2 separate regions of the Homo sapiens genome follow, and region 1 is linked to region 2. Evidence: chromatin loops called from intact Hi-C (ENCODE). Cell type or tissue: endothelial cell of umbilical vein. All regions are shown on one strand. Links, peaks and the distances in the headings refer to the core of each region. The heading gives the core; the rest is flanking DNA. Region 1 overlaps CHST11 (carbohydrate sulfotransferase 11). Region 2 overlaps CHST11 (carbohydrate sulfotransferase 11).

What was found. Peaks named below come from ENCODE experiments on the same cell type or tissue, not always from the same donor. Only the 100,000 strongest peaks of a DNase experiment are listed, where the experiment ranks them.
Region 1: it touches region 2 in a loop (4-fold over the local background); 2 of 110 quality-filtered maps call a loop at or near these places.

The regions. Positions count from the first base shown.
Region 1 is chr12:104,476,096-104,485,647 of GRCh38, reverse strand. The region is part of intron 1 of CHST11 (carbohydrate sulfotransferase 11); the gene reads right to left. Among named protein-coding and RNA genes, the nearest start is that of CHST11, 24 kb to the right of the region's middle. RefSeq lists enhancers at 2,216-2,716, 6,878-6,927. In endothelial cell of umbilical vein, for the core only: no CTCF peak of the experiment used is centred there; a DNase peak (open chromatin) is centred at 4,637; H3K27ac peaks cover 2,232 bases.
Region 2 is chr12:104,599,329-104,608,854 of GRCh38, reverse strand. It overlaps CHST11 (carbohydrate sulfotransferase 11), which reads right to left. Exons shown (of 3, transcript NM_018413.6): 2 at 6,864-6,949. Among named protein-coding and RNA genes, the nearest start is that of MIR3922, 12 kb to the right of the region's middle. RefSeq lists enhancers at 2,501-3,088, 3,089-3,676, 4,098-4,724, 4,725-5,352. In endothelial cell of umbilical vein, for the core only: no CTCF peak of the experiment used is centred there; a DNase peak (open chromatin) is centred at 4,594; H3K27ac peaks cover 3,078 bases.

The DNA of each region.
Region 1 (9,552 bases), core at 1-8,000, 120 kb after region 2:
GAGTCAGTCTACCTTCTGCAGAGAAAGTCTAAACCGATTGTTTCTGCCATTGTCACAACTGCACACAGACATTGAACAACCCTGAAGTTGGAGCTGGGTGTCAGATGGCCAGTTCACCCTCTGCGGTGAGCAGAAGGCCAGAAACAGCGAGGTTCCCAAAGGTCGTGGATCCTTCTTAGGATCTGCAGCTCCTCCGAGCCCCGCTCCCTGCAGCTGTGGCCCTCCTGACATGGGGTTGCATACCACTCTTCTTGCCCACTGTGTACTTTCTAAGATCAAATACAAAGTCTCTAGAGGTGCCCCTGTATATTCTCTGCTGGAATCATTTGCTGTCGTGCCTTCGTGTTCCCGATTTTTTATAAGAGTCAATCTTCCAGAGATGTGTTTCTCAAAGCAAGGTCGGGGAACCTCCTGCAGCAGAATCGCCTCAGGATGTGTCTGTTAAATAGATTCCCAGGCCCCACGGCTGCATTTTGAGTGAGACTCAGGTGATTTCTAAGCACATGAACCTCTGAGGCCCGCTGTCCTGGAGCAGCAATTCCAAAAAATATTCCCAAGGGTGCTCCAAATTTCTGGGGTAAGTTTTAAAGACATTCATTTCTGGACCCCACAGCCTACTAGAGCCTGCCCCTACCTCCCTAATTCTGAAATAGACAGTCCAGAGAATTTAACTCCCCAGACGGCACCCGTGTGTGTAAGCCCCTGACATTCGGGCCATGATTCCCAAGGCAAGGAGGCCTCACTCCCTTCCCACTCTTTTCCAACAATCCCCACATCCTTCATGTCTTAGCTTCAGCATGGCTTGCTCAGGAGAGAGCCTTCTGTGACCACTACCGCCATCCCACCTGCCAACATTCATTAGGTTTCCTTGCTATGTGCTCTCTTGACACCCTGTCCTTCTCTTTTGTATAACTTAACGCCATTGTTACTAAATAGGTACCTGTTTAATTGTTTAATATCTGATCCTCCACTAGGGTGATAACAATCATACATATGTATCACTGACCACTTACAATGTCCCTGGGCTGTGCCAAACACTTACCCTGCATTAGTTCATTAAATGTAGACCTCACCATAACCCTGCAAGGTAGACACTCCTGTATACCCATTTTATAGATGAGAACATTGTAAGTTTGCCAGGTCTGCCTTGTCACCTCCATATCTCAGGTGTGAATAGCATCTGCACAGGGTAGGTGCTCAGTAACTATTTAATGAATAAATGAAGTGGTACCTCTCCAGTCCCCAAAAAAGATTCTGTGGTTGTGTAAGTTTAAGAAATTCTGGGTTAACTGGGGTTCTTAATGGCAGGACTTCCCAGAGCACTGAGTATGTTAATGTGATCGTGAATCGTCATGATGGGGCTGTCCCATTTGTGATCTCAAGCCAAGGATGCCTGTTCCCAGGAACCAGCACACAGCTCTCCAAGCCCAGTCTTTCCCTCCTTGGCAATGACCCACTGAAAGATGACTTGTCTCTGTTGCCCACTCCAGCCACTAACCAGGAGAGGAACCATTAGGAAATGGGTCACTCTGACCATGATGCCATCTAATCTCATTCCATCTTATGCCAATTCCCAACAATGGCAAAAAGAAGACCTAGATGCAGGTGACTATGTAGCAGTAGAAACAGCAGACCTTCGCAGACAGTAGTAGAAACAAACAGACTGTAGAGTCAAGCAGGCCCAGGTTCAGATCCTCCCTGACCCCAGCAGCAGACCCTCTACTTGCAGAAGCTACAGAGACTACGTCCCCACCTTTGCCTCCAGCCTCCTCCACCAGGCCAGCTTCAACAGCAGGTAAGAAGAGCCACAGTCCTCCCCGACCCCAGGCCTCACCTGGGTCATTCATCTACTCATCTGTTCCTTTCACTCACCCAATAAACAAACTCACTAAGGGGGCGTACTGAGGAATAAGTACACGTGGAGCTTGTGGAGCAGAATACTGAAGAAGAGACATAAAACAAACTCAGGTACCCCTTACTCTCCAAAAGCAGGAACCAAAGAGATGCAGGTAACATTGGGGAGTTTGTATCTGAACTCTCTTCTCTTATTATCCAAAATTGGCAGGCTGAATGAATCACATCCTGAGGGATTGCTGCATGGACAAATGGAGTGCAATGAAAAAAAGTCAAAGTGCATGGGGAGGCCGGGCACGGTGGCTCACGCCTGTAATCCCAGCACTTTGAGAGGCCGAGGCAGGCCGATCACCTGAGGTCAGGAGTTCAAGACCAGCTTGGCCAACATGGCAAAATCCTGTCTCTACTAAAAATACAAAAATTAGCCGGGCATGGTGGCTGGCACCTGTAATCCCAGCTACTCGAGAGGCTGAGGCAGAAGAATCTCTTGAACCCAGGAAGCAGAGGTTGCAGTGAGCTGAGATCACGTCACTGCACTCCAGTCTGGGCGACAGAGCAAGACTCCATCTCAACAAAAAACAACCAAATGCATGGGGAGAGACTGTAACCAAGGGACCTGCCTTCAGGAACTGGGATGTGAAGGGTGTGGAGAATGGATGGGGTGTGAAGGGTGAGCATGTGAAGATGCAGGAGTCCAGTTTTGGAGATATTGCACCAGGAGGCATGTGGGTATCAATGAACTACATGAAAGGATGTCCAAGTTGTTCTTAAGTAGAGCCAAGGTTAGAAACCTTGAATCTGTGGTGACCCGAATCAGCACTGTTTCAGACAGGATGACTTTCTCCCATGCTGACTCCGGGCCAAGTCTATGAGAACCACCATCTGTTCCAAAAAGTAAGCAGAGACTTCAGACGTGAAGCCACTAAAAGACAGAAGAAGTGGGGACATTTTTAAGACATTAAAGTCTTAAGTGGGGGGATGCACAGACTCTGGAGTGAGTTGGGACCGAGTTGAAATCTGCAACCTTGGGTAAGTGGAATGAGTTCTCTGAGCTGCTGTCTTTGTCCAGGTAACATGTACCTTATGAGGCCGTTGTGAGAATTTGAGGCAATGTGTGTGAAGCTCCGGGCACACACTAGGTCCTCCATAATTGTCAGCTCTTATTACAACAACTCCTACCTTGCTCAAAGGACCAAAATCTTGTCTCATCGATCTAAGCAAGCAGAACCACGTTGGAGTTCTGTGAGCCTTTCCTCTGTGGGAAAAGCCAAAATGACACTGAGGGTGGGGAAAGGGAAGGGAGGCAGTGGCCACATGGTCTAGGAAAGTGGTGAGCCCACTTGCCTAAAAAATAAAGCCATGTGGATGTAAAGGATGTGCCTAAACTTAAAAGAAGTAAACACCAGCTGCCCATTTGACATGGCCTCCTTTCATTTTTGCGGGGGGGGGCTCCCTGTTTGATGTGGCTCTGGGGCCCAGCAGCCCCAGGTGGCAGAGCAGCCTCCACTGGCTCGTAAATACCCAGGGTTACCCCAGATGACACACCGTCTTCAGCAAAGAGAAGGGATGGGGGAAGGCGAAAGGAAGGCAGAAGGTAGTGAGGAATAGGAAAAAAAAAAAGAGCCATACATTCTTTATATCAGCAACAATCTATCCAAAAATAAAATCAAGAAAACAATCCTGGGGAGGCTGAGGTGGGTGGATCGCTTGAGGTCAGGAGTTTGAAACCAGCCTGGCCAACATGGTGAAACCCTGTCTCTACTAAAAAATATATATATATACAATAAAATTAGCCAGGCATTGTGGCGGGTTCCTGTAATCCCAGCTACTCGGGAGGCTGAGGCAGGAGAATTGCTTGAACATGGGAGGTGGAGGCTGCAGTGAGCCAAGATCATACCATTGCACTCCAGCCTGGGCAACAAGAACAAAACTCCAAAAAAAAAAAATGCAAGAGAAAGGAAGGAAAAGAGGGACGGAGGGAGGGAGAGAGGAAGGAAGGAAGGAAGGAAGGAAAGAAGGAAGGAAACAGTCCTATTTACAATAACATCAAAAAGATATTCTTTTTTCAAGTCATAGACGAGTAAATACTCTGTTCACTTGGATGAGACATTTAGGTATCAGAAACCCCAAAGCCCTCTCCAAAAATGCCTTCCCTTTCTTAGCCAATCTTTGCCATATCTGATATCGTTGCCCCCCATCGACGCGTGAGAGAATCCATGACCGCTCCCTACAGAAGGAAGCCACCAGCTGGAACAGTGGGCTCAGGTGACTGCACCCAGGTTTGGTTTTTGAAACCATTTCTTTCAGTGGCTTAAAAAGCTGGGCCAAATTCTAAAAATTGTAAAGTATGACAGTAGATTACTTTTTTTAAGTGATAACTTATTCCAGCGCACCCAACTGGGAAGGCCAATACGAGGAAGCAACATTAAACGGGACCTGAAGGAAAAGCACGCCAAGCACAGGGAACGGCAAGTGCAAAATTCGTGACGTGGCAAGAGTGTGGTGCTCATAAGGCACTGAAAGAAGGCAGAGTGGCGCAAGTCCAGCTGGGCAGGGGAACAAGGAAGTGGGACCAGGCAGGCCTCAGTGAGGCGGGACCTTGAAGTCAGGCTAAGGATTTGGGTTTCTCTTCTGGGTGCAATGAGAAGTCATGAAAGGCTGTACCTTTGCAGTGTTACAGCAGAGCAGAAAGGCAGCTCTCTTCCCATTTCATAGCTGGAAAGTACGGCACAGAGAGGTTAAGTGACCTCTGCTGAGTCACATCCCGGCACAGGGGTGAAGCTAAGAAGCCACATCCCCTGACTCCAACTGGAAAGAATCCCTACTGGGTCAAGGCAAGAAATGTGTTCCTTCAGACTGCAGTATTTTCCCAGGACTGCTATAACAAAGTGCCACAAACTTGGTGGCTTAATACAATAGAAATGTATTCCTTCATGGTTCTGGAGACCACAAGTCCAAAATCAAGATGTTGGCAGGCCCATCCATGCCCTCTCTGAGGCCTCTAGAGAAGGATCCTTTCTTGTTTCTTCCAGCTTCTGGTGGCTCCTGGCATTCCTTGGCTCATGGCAGCATCAATCCAGTCTCTGCCTCCATTATCACACGGTCTTATGTGTGTTTCTGTGTCTCTTCTCCTCTTATAATAAGGACGCTAGTCATATTGGATTAAGGGCACACTGTCCTCTAATATGACTTCATCTTTTTTTTTTTTTTTTTTTTGAGATGGAATCTTGCTCTGTAGCCCAGGCTGGGGTGCAGTGGCACGATCTCAGCTCACTGCAACCTCCGCCTCCCAGGTTTAAGCAATTCTCCTGCCTCAGCCTCCTGAGTAGCTGGGATTACAGGCACCCGCCACCATGCCCAGCTAATTTTTTGTATTTTTTAGTAGAGACGGGGTTTCACCATCTTGGCCAGGCTGGTCTCAAACTCCTGACCTCGTGATCCACCCACCTCAGCCTCCCAAAGTGCTGGGATTACAGGTGGGAGCCACTGCACCTGGTTGACTTCATCTTAACTAACTATATTTGCAATGCCCCTATTTCCAAGTCAAGTCACATTCTGAGGTTCCAGGAAGAACATGAATTTGGAGGGGGGGGCGGGGACACTATCAACTCAGTGCACTGACTAAGCAGATGTTTATGAAAGATAGGCCTGAATTCAACAGGGGCTCAGAGCACTGACCAACTAAAGTATAGAACCTTTTGCAGCAGAACTCCTGGTTGACCCCCAATATCCATTCTCTGTCTTCCTTTAGAATAAAGAAAACACAAGTTTAGCACATGACCACACGGAATGAAGACTACCTTTCCCAGCCTCCCCCACAGACATAAATGGCTGGAGCTAAGTGAGATTTAAGCAAAAGTGATGGATCCAAGGGGAATGCCCTCCGCTGGACCTCTCTCCCTCTTCCCACTGGCAGGAAGGCAGACATGGTGGTGAGCCATCTTCAACAAGTGGCATGCATACATGAGAAAAATATGTCCTGTGGCTTCTTCAAGCCATAGGAACACATTTGTCTTCTAGCAACAGGAGGTAAACAGAATCAAAAGTTCATGCGGCCATTTTCAGTCCAAATAGGTTTTCCTAGTGGCAAAAAACTTCCTAGCATACTACCTACTACCTAAGAGTGCAAGACTTTTTAAAATCTAATTATATATTTTTTACCTCTTGCCTCTCTTGGTTGTTATTCATCAGAAAAACAAGATCTGATGCCTGTCTTGGATAAGAGCATCTCCAGTTTTCTTTCTCTCACTCCCAACCTTACTCTCAAACTGGGCATGTGATCCCGGCCACACCAATGAGATTTGCTCACTCAACAGATTTTTACTGAACACTTGCTGTAGGACAGGCACCGTTCTAGGAGCTGGGGATGACAGTAAACAAAATATAAAAATCCCTGCCCTTAAGAACTTTACATTCCAGAACTTTTGTGGAAACTGCTGGAAAAAAGAAGTACTCTCTCTTTCTACTGGGACTGCTGAAAGGCTAGGATGGAGGCTGGAACCGCAGGCAGCCATCTTGCCACCATGAGGAGACAGACACAGCATGAACAATCACATGCTAGGGTGCTTGGTCTCTGCCACACTGAGTTTGGCTCAGTTCCCTGAGCCAAAAAAAAGGGGGGGCCCTTTTTTTTTGCTTAAACCAATTTGAGTTGGGTTGGGAAAGGAAGGAGTTGCATCCAATTTCTACCAATACGTTAAGAGTCCCTCAGAAAGATATCTGAGGCAAGTTTGGAAATGCCAAGTAAAGACAGGTGACTCTTTTGAAAACGGCTTTTCCTTGGACATGCCTTGGACATGCACTGTTTAAAGGCTCCTTCCATGTTGTCATTTCCAGTTTTAAAAACCTCCTTTTCAATAACCCCCTAGAATGAAGGCACCAGTTCACTGCCTCTCCCACTATGTGTTAAGAACCAAACCATGTCATCTCATCCCCCAAATGACCAGAGACTAGATGGTTCCAGTCACCTCCTGAAGCTCTTGAAATTGCCTGCCACTGCTGCTGATGGCCACAGGGAACACCACCTTTATTTCCCAAAAGGCTAAATCCCACCGGTTTTCCTCAAGGTAGTGACTGGGCCCCAACATTTCTGATAATTGCTTTCCTTCCCAGGCAAGCACCTCCATGCTCTGGGGCCCCGTGAATACTCAGCTGTTAACAGGAACAGCCTGAACTAGACTTACAGATAACCGAAGCTAACTGACCACATCCTACTTAACAGGAAACCTAATAGACAGCTATTTTAGACTTATTCTCACTTCCCCTCATCCGCTTCCATCTCGGCACTCTGCTGCTGGGAAGTCAGGGTGTACATAAAAGAGACTATGGGGAAGGGGTCAGTGGAGACTCCAGAATTCAGATATAAAAAGGCTTAGGGACGTGGACCTGGTGGAAGAGAGGTGCTGGCACTGCATTCACGTGGCAAACATCACATTTTTACTTACAGTGTATTTTGGGGTCTCTGGTATGGGCTAGTGGAAATCATTTTTTTAATGTTTAAGAAAAGAAAATAATAAAATTAAAATATACCCAGGCCTTCCTTCTGGAGATATAAGTAACAGAAATACTACACAGGAAGCTCCATCTGCCGTGTGTGTTTGTGTGTGTGTGTGTAACGATCAGCAATGTCTTTCACTTTTGCAAGAAGAAAGATACAGTTTGAGTTATGGGTTTGCTTTGGTTTTTCTCTCCCTGTCTCCCACCCCCACTTCCTGTTAGGGGGGTTGCTTCCCAAACTTGAGAGCCCCATCAACACACAGCTCCCTGGAGAGGCTTCATTCTCAGGGTGCTGCCAGCCATCACCCTTCTTAGAGTCATAGGAGACATGTGAAGAGCTCTTAGACCTTCTCACTAAATGAACTTCCTCATAACTGAATTCCTTTCTCCAATCAGTTGAGGACAATTGAGTGCACAATGCCTCCTAGAGCTATCATTGTGTCTTTCCAACTGCAGAGCAATTGTTCATTTTCCTTTCAGCTCAAGGATCGTTCCTTGTCTTAGTCCATTTGGACTGCTATATCAAAATATCCTGCACTAGGTGGCTTGTAAACTACAGAAATTTATTGCTCAAACAGTTCTGGAGGCTGGAAAGTCCAAGATCGAGGCACTGGCAGATTTGGTGTCTGGAAAGGTCCCACTTCCTGGTTCTCACTGTGTCCTCCCATGGCACAAGAGGTGAGGGTCTCTCTGGGGTCTCTTTTATAAGGGCACTAATCCCATTCATGAGGGCTCCCTCATGACCTAATCACGTCCCAAAGACCACCACCTTCTAAGAGCCTCATATTGGGGATTAGGTTTCAACACATGAATTAGGGAGAGACGCAGCATTCAGACAATAGGGTTTCTCCATATGTTTTTCCTCCTAAATCACAAAAAGAAATTTTTCTCGCAGATGCCAGCCCACGCTTTGCAGAGAGAAGTTCTTATTAGAGCACTTTGAGTCAGATGAGCCAGGGCATCCGAGCTCCACCAACTACTAGCTGGGTTACTTTAAGTTAATTACAAAACTTCTCTGAGTCCCACCTAAAAATGAGGATGAGGCCAGTTCTCCTCGCCAGGCTGTGGAGAAGACTAAATGATTTAACACCTGTAATGGGTACCTAGTGAGTAGCAGTGAAAATGTATCTTTTCATTGAATTTGAATCCTAAGGATGATCTATTATAGGACTCTTGGACAGGCACTGAGGGTATGGAGGTGGCTTTACAGCAAGCTACTTGTCCATTCATGAATCCCCCTATCCCTGGAAGCCCATTAATAAGATACTTTGTGACATCTGAAGAAAGTTCTGTTCTCTTCCCAGATCAAGTGAAACCTCTCCTTACCTTCCTTGGCTCATTCATTCAGACATGCAAGCATGTATGCAACAAACATTTATTTTATTACAAGTCTGTCATACGCCAGGGACTGGGGACACAGTTTGTGGCCTCCAGAAGCCTATAATCTAGTATGGACCAAAAACTCAATGCAAGCATGAATGTTGAGATAGAGGAAGGCTCCATCAGGAATCTGGATGACAGCTTAATCAAAGGAGCTGGGATATAGTAAGATGGACATATTCACACACTGCTGGTTGGAGCATCAATAGATACAATCTTCTAGAAAATAATTTGGTTACACTTATCAAGAGCCTTCAAAGGTTTATAACCTCTGAATTGCCCCTCTGAAATTTTATCTGAAAGGGACATTAAGAAACTCAGACAAAAGTTTAGTTTACAAAAAAAACGGCATTTTTTTAAAAGGGAAAATCTTTCTCAAAAATATTCAACAAAGGAGAATGGCAAAATGAAAATACATCCATCTGATGGAATATTACAGTGTTGTCAGAGAAAACTGAATGACATGAGAAAATGCCCATGATTCGGTGCTACATGGAAAAAGCAAAATACACTGTAAGCCTGACGATTTCATCTTTGTAAATATATATACACACATATATTACATATCTTACATATATGTGTATATATTATATGTGTGTATAACATATGTATATATTATTCACATATGTGTATATACTACATGTGTACATATTACATATATTACATATATGTGTAACATATGCTATTACATATAACATATATGTAATATTGTTTTTGCATGTGTTTATTATAATTTTTATAATTATAATTCTATTTATTTATATATTTATTATAATATATAATATATTATATTATATATTATTATTTATATTTATATATAAT
Region 2 (9,526 bases), core at 1-8,000:
ATGTCTAGCACTATAGGCATCGAACCCACAAACCTCCAAATGGAGTAGATGAGGGACAATGATCTCTGTGTCCTAGTGGAAAACACAGACACAGAGCCTTCATATAGAAAGACAGTAGAAACTACGTAGAGTGAACAACCTCAGCATGTATGCTTTGAGTTGCTTTTCACATAATGGGTTATGTCCTGCATTGTGACTCTCTGGGGTTGGTGTCATGTGGGTGGTAAAAAGAGTTTACCAAGGGAATTGTAGGTAAAGAAAGGCAGATTTATTAGAAAAAGTATGAAAACACATTGCAAGGGAGCAATGGGCAGGTCAGCAAGAGAGGAACTGACTGCAAGTAGACAAAGGCTTGCTGGGGATTTTATAGGATGGTGCTTGTGCCGTGTGCTCAAGAGGGCTTTGTGCAGGACTGATAGTGCCAAGGTTTTAGTGAACTAACTTGCATTTTTCTATCAGCCGAGGGTCTGGTGATAGGTGGGTGCAGGAAGATGGGGAGTTATTTGCACAGGAGGACTATGTGTCCTGGAATGTGAAGAAAGGCAGATACATAGCTTATCTGCTTTCTCTTTTTGTTTTCCCTTGGTCCTGCCAGCCTGCTTCTCTCTCCCTAAATTCGCAAGTTATAGGTCATCTTAGAATCAAAGGCTTTTAGTACCAGGGAGTAGGGGGTGCTTAAAGACCCTTCAACTCAGGGCTTCTGAACCCTGGCTACCCATTAGAATCACTTAGGGAGCTTTGAAAAATATCAACACCCCAGCCCTAACCCAGACCAATAAAATCAGAATCGCCAGCAGTGAGGCCTGCGCACTGGTCATTTCCCAAAAGCTCCCAGAGTGGTCCTAATATGAAGACCACAGGCTTGATAAACACTGATCCAGTCTAACCCCTTCATTTTATAGATGACAATGCTGAGGCCTGGAAGGGGACATTACCTGCCCTGGAGAAGCCCCACAGTTAGCAAGCGGCCAAAGGAGAAGCTAGGTTATAAGATGCACGCCAGTTTTTGTGGGCTCCTCGTGACCTCCAACCCTGCCAATAGGTAAAAACCAGATGGATTGGAAATGACCAGAATGGCAGACATGACCTGATCCACATGCTACCAACCTGCCACTCCTGCCCCCTCTCCGATCCGCCCCTGGCATCACCTTCACTCCAGCCACAAACCCCTCACAGTTCTCTGAATGCGCCATGGACTGTCTCCCTGTGGCCTCGCTGATGTTCCCCGTTCTGTGATGCTGTCTCTCTTCTTTAACATGGGGAAGTGTGCTGTGTCTTCAGAGACCGGACTCAAATCCTGTATAAAGGCCCCCACTGCGCACCGCCCCTCAGAGGCTAACCACTCACTCCTGATTCTCTCATAACTTTGCAAAAAGCTTCTATTATATACCGCTTATCAGGTTACATGACCTAGGTGCCTCTCCTCCCCACGCCCTTTTCCTCTGTTTATTCTACAAGTGTCCATAGAAGGAACACATTTTGTCAAGCATTGCTGAAAAAGCTATTTAGGTTGGGGCTAAGAGAGTCCCCCGCAACTGCCCCAACAACCTTTGGACTATTACAAGCTTTTATCAATCTAAAACATTCAATGAAATCAATGAGCCCAGCTTCCAAATGTCACCAAGATGCGATGCTCTATCCCACGGCAGAATTCTCAGGGGTGACTCCTTCTCTGACAGCTCCAGCCAGGAGTCAAAGGCCTGTCCTTCACTGGGCTATCTATCAGGTTCACTAAGCAAAAAATAAATCTGCAATTTTTATTTATATATTTATTTATTTATTTATTTTTATTTTTTGAGACAGAGTCTCACTCTATCACCCAGGCTGGAGTGTAGGGGCATGATCTTGGCTCACTGCAACCTCCGCCTCCCAGGTTTTCCTGCCTCAGCCTCCCGAGTAGCTGAGATTACAGGCACGAGCCACCATGCCGGGCGAATTTTTGTATTTTTGGTAGAGACGACATTTCACTATGTTGCCCAGGCTGGTTTAGAACTCCTGATCTCAGGTGATCTGCCCACCTCAGCCTCCCAAAGTGTTGGATTACAGGCGTGAGCCACTGTGCCCAGCCTGTAATTGTTTACAGCTATTGTCCATTCCATGCCATTCCAGAAGTCCTGGCCCCTGCTTTTGTGAATTTTGCAACTGGTCCTGAGCATACCTCAGGTCTCGCTTGAGTCACTGGGAAAGAGAATCTCAAGGAAGCATGTTTTCACCCGGGAAAAATAAAGCACCAGCCTCTCCTCATCCTGCAACCTAGCCAGGCTTCATAGGCCTGGCTCTCCCATTTAGGAGCTGTGTGATTGGCACATTGCTCAACCCTCTGAGCCTCAGTTAACTTAACTAAAAAACGGGGTTACTGGAGACCTTCCTCTTCGGGTTGTTGTAAAGATTCCATGAGACGTGTGAAAAATATGTAGAATGGTCACTGGCATGTATTATACATTTAGTAAATAGTAATTTGTCTTCCTTTTTCTCTCTCATCCTTCTTTCCTTCCGACCTTCCTTCTCCCTCCTCATCCTCCTCCTCATCCTGCTTCCTGGAGTCTAACTGATGGAGAAGTAAGTTTACTTTAGCACCCTGAAGACTTGACCAATGAGGCGCCACCATGTAACAGAGATTTCAGTGGGGGCCTCCAAGATCTTGTCATTCTCAGTTTTCCTGGAGCCATTCCCCCCCCCGCCCCCCGCCCCAGAGAGTTCCCCAGAATTCCTCTAAATCCCTTGGACACTGTTTGGTCCTCAGAGACCCCTAGAACAATTGGATCTGCTGTGCCCTATGCAAACCTCCTAGACTCAGCGCTTATAAATTCACGGACAGCCCTGTGCTGTGAGTCTCTCCCCTTGCAACATAGTAATCACAGAGCAAGTGTAAATGCTAAAGAAAGAACCAAGCAGGGCAGGGCTGAACCACATGATGATGTTGTGAAGATTTCAGGGAACCCACGAGAGGACCAGGAGGTGGGCGGGGCAGAAGGACAAGCTGTCTCGCCCTAGCTGGCATTTAGGGGAAATTAGGCCCTATTAATGGCTGACAATGCAGCTCTGCCCTGTGCCTCTGAACTGAGCCAGAGCGGCCCGCAGATGTGCTCGGCCCACAAATATGCAGTTGACACCTCCTGAACTTTCGGTGACTTGATTCCAGCTGATCTGATCGGCAATTACATTTTATTTTGGGGCCAAGGAAACAGCAGAGAACCAGGAAAATTATAAGACATCAGAGTACAGTTTTTCTAAGAATATCAACTCCAAACTTTTTTTTTTATTTTTTATTTTTTTGAGACGGAGTCTGGCTCTTTCGCCCAGGCTGGACTGCAGTGGCGCAATCTCCGCCCACTGCAAGCTCCGCCTCCCGGGCTCACGCCATTCTCCTGCCTCAGCCTCCGGAGAAGCTGGGACTGTAGGCGCCCGCCACCACGCCCATAGAATTTTTTGTATTTTTAGTGGAGGCGGGGTTTCGCCGTGTTAGCCAGGATGGTCTCGATCTCCTGACCCCGTTGTTGTTTTATTGGTTAGGGGTTTGCAAGGCACTAAAATAAGAAATCTTGGACACTAAAATAAAAAACTCTGTACACTCAAATCAGATTATAGCCAATTTCCCCATATTATAGCCAGTTTTCCCAGATTATAGCCAAAATTTCCCAATTTTCCCAACCCTTTGTCCAGTGAAAATCTGGGTTTGATTTTTTTTTTTTTTTTTTTTTTGGAGAGGGGATGGGGTAACTCCCACCAAGAGAACTTTGCTAGTAACAGCAAGTACAGACAGCATAGAGGTAAAGAAATTTGGATTTGTAGTTTGTTTTTGGGTTGAATTTCACTCTGTTTATTACTAGTTTTGTGGCCTTGGATAAGTTATATGAAGTTATTGGCCTCAGTTCCCCCATCCATAAAATGGGGATATAAAACCTAGCTTGGGGCTTATTATTACAAGGATTAGATAAGATGTTTATAAGCATCTAGATAGTATCTGGCCTATGGTACTGGTAACAGAGTAACTAAGATGACATCTTCTTGTCATAATGTTGGTTTCTTATCACCTAAAATAAACAGTTCCTGTTTTCACCATTATATATCAAGCCCAAATAAGCAGTCAGTACAAAAAACGGAAACACCAGCTCGGGGAGCAGTTTGGTTTCTAGCAACTAGAGGGTTTGTCATCTGCCTCAGTGATAACATCATTCCGGGCTCAGCAGCTTCAACAGCTTGGCTGGTAGGGAAATACAAGAAACTGCAACTGAGCCCAATCAGGTGCAAAGTTTGTAAATGGCTCATGGACACAAAACCAACTAAACTCAGTAGAAGCTCTCACTCCCTTCTCTCCTCAACTCCCTGGCCCACAGCAGCCCAAATGATCACCAAGACAGTTTCTCTGAAAAGTGCCACTTACTGAACTTGCGTGGGATGGAACATAATTGCAGCTTGTAAAGGAAACCAGCCTAAGAAAAAACATCCCGAGGAAACGAGGTGATTTTCCTGCAGCTACATTTCCCTGGTTGCTGGCTAATGGGGCCAGACAACTTGCCCAAGACGTCCTTGAGGGAGGATGGTGACTCATCCACCTACGCCCTCCCCAATGCCTCCCAGAGCTGCTCTCCAGCCCTAGTTTCCCTCCCAAGTCCCAGGCTACTGCTCAATAGGCCTGTCATCCAGACAATGCTCAGAACACTACCGGAAGGAAGAGAGGGCCCCTACCCAGGACAGGCATCTCTTCTATGACTGGTTTACAATGGGACCAAGCAGAGTCTGCCTCGCCAGTCAAATCATTCCCCTCAACTCTGGGCCCAGAGTTACCAGCCACAAAAGGCTAAGCACACACCCTCTCCACCCTTTTGTGCCCAGCGCCTAGTGCTAAGCTGCTAAGCTACTAAGCTATATGTTCCTAGGTACATGTAACAGCACATGAAGAAATGAATGAAAAAAAGGAGTGAATGAACCCATGAAGGAGCAAACTCCACAGGAAGCTCCAAGCAAGACACATCACCACATGCAACACTGCAAGGCAGGTATTGCTCATGCCACATTATAAATCAAGGAAAGAAATCTCAGAGAGGTTAAGTAAACACCCCATAGTCACATAGCTAAGAAATGATGAAACTAGGCTTTGAACCCAGGTCTGACTCCTAAGTCAAGGCTTCTGATATGGAAGCCACCCTCCTGACCACAAAAATGACAAATCATACTGACAGAGCCCCTGACACATCAGAATTATTTCATCCTCCCAACATTCCAGGGAGAGTTTTAGGTAGGAAAACTGACCCCTAAAGATAACTCATCATATATTCAGGGTTGCACAACTAGTTAGAGATGAAGCCGGGATTTGAACCTGGACTTTCATGTTTTGAATCACAAGTATTTGAGAGCCCTGTGTTAGGTACTGAGGAGCCAACAGTGAACAGGACAGACGCAGTCCATGGACCTTCCATCCACAGGGGCGGTGACTTCAGATATAGCTTTTCCCATGACACCATATGTTACCCATAAAATTTGCAGCAGTGTTTCAGTAGTTTTGTTTTGAAGGAGAAAATCATCTGAGAACAGAGGATATCAACAAAAAGAAGGGAATGGTTTGCATCTGAGGAGCCTGTGTTGTTTTTGACACGGGTTACCAGAAATCCTATCCTTTGTTGAAGCACAGTTCTGCCTCTTCCTTAGGACAGGGTGTGTGTGGACAGGCTGGGAGACCTGCCTATAATATGGAGATTTTTTGGGCACCAAAGGGAACCCAACTATCAAATTCCCCACTGAGTCACCACCGAACCCAGTACAGGAAGCCTCAGGCAATACTGACTTGGCAATTAATGGGCTAATCTGGCCAAGTCACACCTCAAGACAGGGCATGAGTTAACCTAATTAGGCCACCCATGATGCATAAATTCAGGAGTCCATTTTTCCAGAAGGGAGTGCAGGTGAGAGATTGGGAAGGGGGGTAGGGGGCATCAGATAGTTCTCAAGTGCATCCCTTTACAAGAGTTCTAAAAATTCGACACCTTTGAGGCCCGTGCATTATCTTCCTCCACCAGGTACCTTGGTCCAAAGAAGTATTAAATTTAGTCAGAGACTGTAGCCAAAGCAGTACATTTTTCCCTCTTTCTCTACGGCTATCGAAGGTCCACTGATGCTGCTGCTAGTTGTTCACTTACCAGTTCTGGGCATCAAGTGCTAATTAATGTTCCTACAAAAGGATCAGCCCCAGAGTCTCCACATCAAGACCCACACACACCACTGAGGCTGTTGCCATGGCAACCAGGCCTCCTAACTTTGCACTAGCTTTCCACAGAAGACACTTTTCCTTGGTTGGAGCTTTTCTTTTGCTCAAAGAGGAGCTCTTTTCATAATTGATGGCACAGAGGCCACGTTTGCTGCCTCATTAAACTAACGAGTTAGATTTACTGAGGCAGTCACTTAGCAAAAGGTCCCCGCTCGCAAGGGAGTTTGCCAAACTGGCACAGTGAGGTGGGGCATCACTGGGCTTTAATATGTGGGATGTGGGAATGGGTGTCAAGTGTACCCATGTGCAACTCTTCCTTTGGGGATACCAAAGGGAAGACTGCACAGCTTCGGTGGACCTTTAATTCCCGAGTCCCATTGCTCGAACTTGAGACTGTTAATCTCAGGAGTTCAAACCCTGGGCAGGTCTGAATGCTTAGCACTAAACCTAGGCATTTCTCTAATTCTAAACATCCCCTGCTAGATTTTTCAGAGATGCTACATAGAAAAAGGGTGACGGAGAAAGCAACCACTGAAGGTAAAATGCCAGGCTGTGAAAGGAAGTTTTAAATCCCCCAAAGACCACAATTTTAGAGTTTTTAGTATCCATACCTACAAAAAAAAAAAATTCACATGCTGACAGAGTGCTTGAAGCTTACCTGGATTGGGTTGTAGAGTTCCTGCAGGGGGCTTCGGGACCCCTTCCGGCAGCAGATGTCCACACCAAAGGGATTCCTCCGCATGACTGAGGAAAGAAAGTGAAGGCTCATCAGAAATGAGCAACAAAGATTTGTTGTCTGTCAAAGAAAAAGGCACAGAGTAGGGAAGAAGAAACAGGCAGGAAAGAAAGAGAAAACCAGCTTCTAGCAAAGGAAGATTTCCACACTGTCCCTTCTCCAACAGCACAGCTGCTGTCTGTCTTCCCAACATTCAGGCATCTCCACACCCAGAAGGATCTAGATCATGCTAAAAAGTCTCCCCAGCAAGTGTTTTAAGAAAACAGGACAGGCATCTAAAGCTCATTGAAATGAAACCACTTACAAAAGATGGCGTAATGGCTGCTTCAAGACAGCAAGTTCTACCCAGCAGCAGGCTTGGTAACACATTTTAAGATTCCGCAGACTTCTCCAGCAACAGTCAATGACCTTTCATTCCTTGTCCCTGAAAGCTGGGCTTCTGAGAATGGGCAGGTCCTTCCCCAGGAGGCTCCTCCCACTGGACAGGTCAGAGGCCCAGCCTCCCCAAAACCTCTCCTAAATTATGTTACTTTTAGTGAAAATATCAGCATGAAGCAGAAAAGACAAGAGTTTATGATTCCAGACAGAGATGGTACTTACAATTAATAAAAGAGGGGGAATAAGTGAACTCCTCAAACCCCACCAACATTGAAGCCACCAAGAGCTCTTTTTAAATGGCAATGAATTCTTTCTTTTTCATTTTTCTTGTTCACTCTGTGCAGCCCCTCATGCATTATGTAACGCATAGTCATGGGCTTGATCATTATTTGTTGGAGGGAGGAGGAAGGAGGAAGGGAGGGATGAAATTGGGAGAGAGGGAAGGAAGGAAGGAAAAAAGGAAGGTAGGAGGGAAGGAAAGAGAGCAGTAGAGAGGGAGAGAAGGAAGGAGGGAAGGAGGAAAGGAGAAGGAAAGGGAGGGGAGCAAGCGAAGGAAGGAAGGGAAGGGAAGAAGGAGAGAGGAAAAGAGGGAGGAAAGGAAGGAGGAAAGGAAAAAAGGAAGCCGAGAAGGAGGAAGGAGGGAAGAAGGGAGGGAAGGAAGAAAGGAAAGAAGGAGAGAGGGAAAAAAGAGAGATGGGGGAAGAATAAATGGGGCTTTCTTCTCAAGTACGAGGCAGTTTTCTTATGGTTTGAGGTGCAACAGTGGCATGAGTGGAACAAGGAAAACTAGATCCTTTCATGAGCCTAAAGAATTCACCTGCTCCACAGAGGCAATGAATGGACAGCAGGACATTCCCTGGAACAGATAGCCTGGGTTTCAATACTGGCTCTACCACTACCAGCTGTGTGACCTTAAGGAAACTACCTAACCTCTCTGTGTCTCTGCTTCTTTGTCTGTAAAATGGGAATGACAGGGGCATCTAACTTCCTGGGTTGGATGTGAAGATTAAATGAGTAACTACTATGTGCAGAATGCTTAAAACTGTGCCTGGCCAAAAGCCACAGTTTAAAAGTGTTGGTGACAAATTTCAGAAGCTATTTTAGATCCCCCTGGGAGGAAGGCGGGAACTTCTCTATTTGTGGCTATCAAGGGGACTGATGAGGAGTGACCAGACCTCAAGCAGGGTGCAGCTCAAATGACTGGGAGGGCTGGCTGCAGGGGGTTAGCCCAGGGACCTCTGCTTAGAAGTCAATCTGAGGTCAGGAAAGGGAGGAGAGTCATCCAAAAGCAGCTGATGACATCTGGAAGGTCTCCGGAGGAAAAACTACTGCTCAGGTGAGCCTCCGTTGACTTGTCACTTTGAGCCACGTGGAAACTCTGAAAGTCAATCATCAATGCCCAGAAACAAGATGCCATGTTTTCTCTTTCCTTTTCCTTGACTTCCTAGGGCAGGGGTCAGCAAAATTTTCTGTAAGGGGCCAAACAGTATTTAGGCTTTGCACCCTGCAGTCTCTGTCATAACTCTTCCGCAGGGCCACTGTGGTGTGAAATCCTCCCCAAACGATACAGAAATGAATGGGTGTGGCTGGGTGCCAACAAAACTTCACTGATGAACAGGGAAATCTGGGAAAATGTCATCTAATTTTCATGTGTCAGAAAATATTATTCTTCTTTTGAGTTTTTTCCACCAATGAACAAAAATGGGCAGTGGGCCAGATTTGGCCCTTGGGCTAGAGTTTGCCAACCCTTGCCCTAGAGAACTGCCCCAGGTCTTCTCGGGGTCAGTAGTACAAGCTCCAAACATAGCTACATGCCCACAGTCTTCCCTGGGGAGGAGGGAATCGCAGGCAAATGTCAATACATTAAAGCCATTAGAATTTGATCAGGCTGTACAGAGAAACACTGGTTCTTTGTTCCTCCAGTTGCCCCAAGAAGACGGAAAAAAATTCTATGTTGTGTTTTTCTTTAATTTATGACTTCATTTTTCATTTCCACCAAAAAGGAGGTAAACTGTGAAATGCACGCAAGTTGCCCTTGGTGCACAATGACATAGCAACACTTCGGAGAAGTAAAAACAGCCATAAAACTCGTAAAATTATGCCCATGCCGGGCAAGATTAAATTCTCCCTATGGCGGCAGACGGGCTCATCGAGGCCCATGGCTCCGGGACCGCGCGGTGAAAAGCCTACCATGGAATCCATTAAAA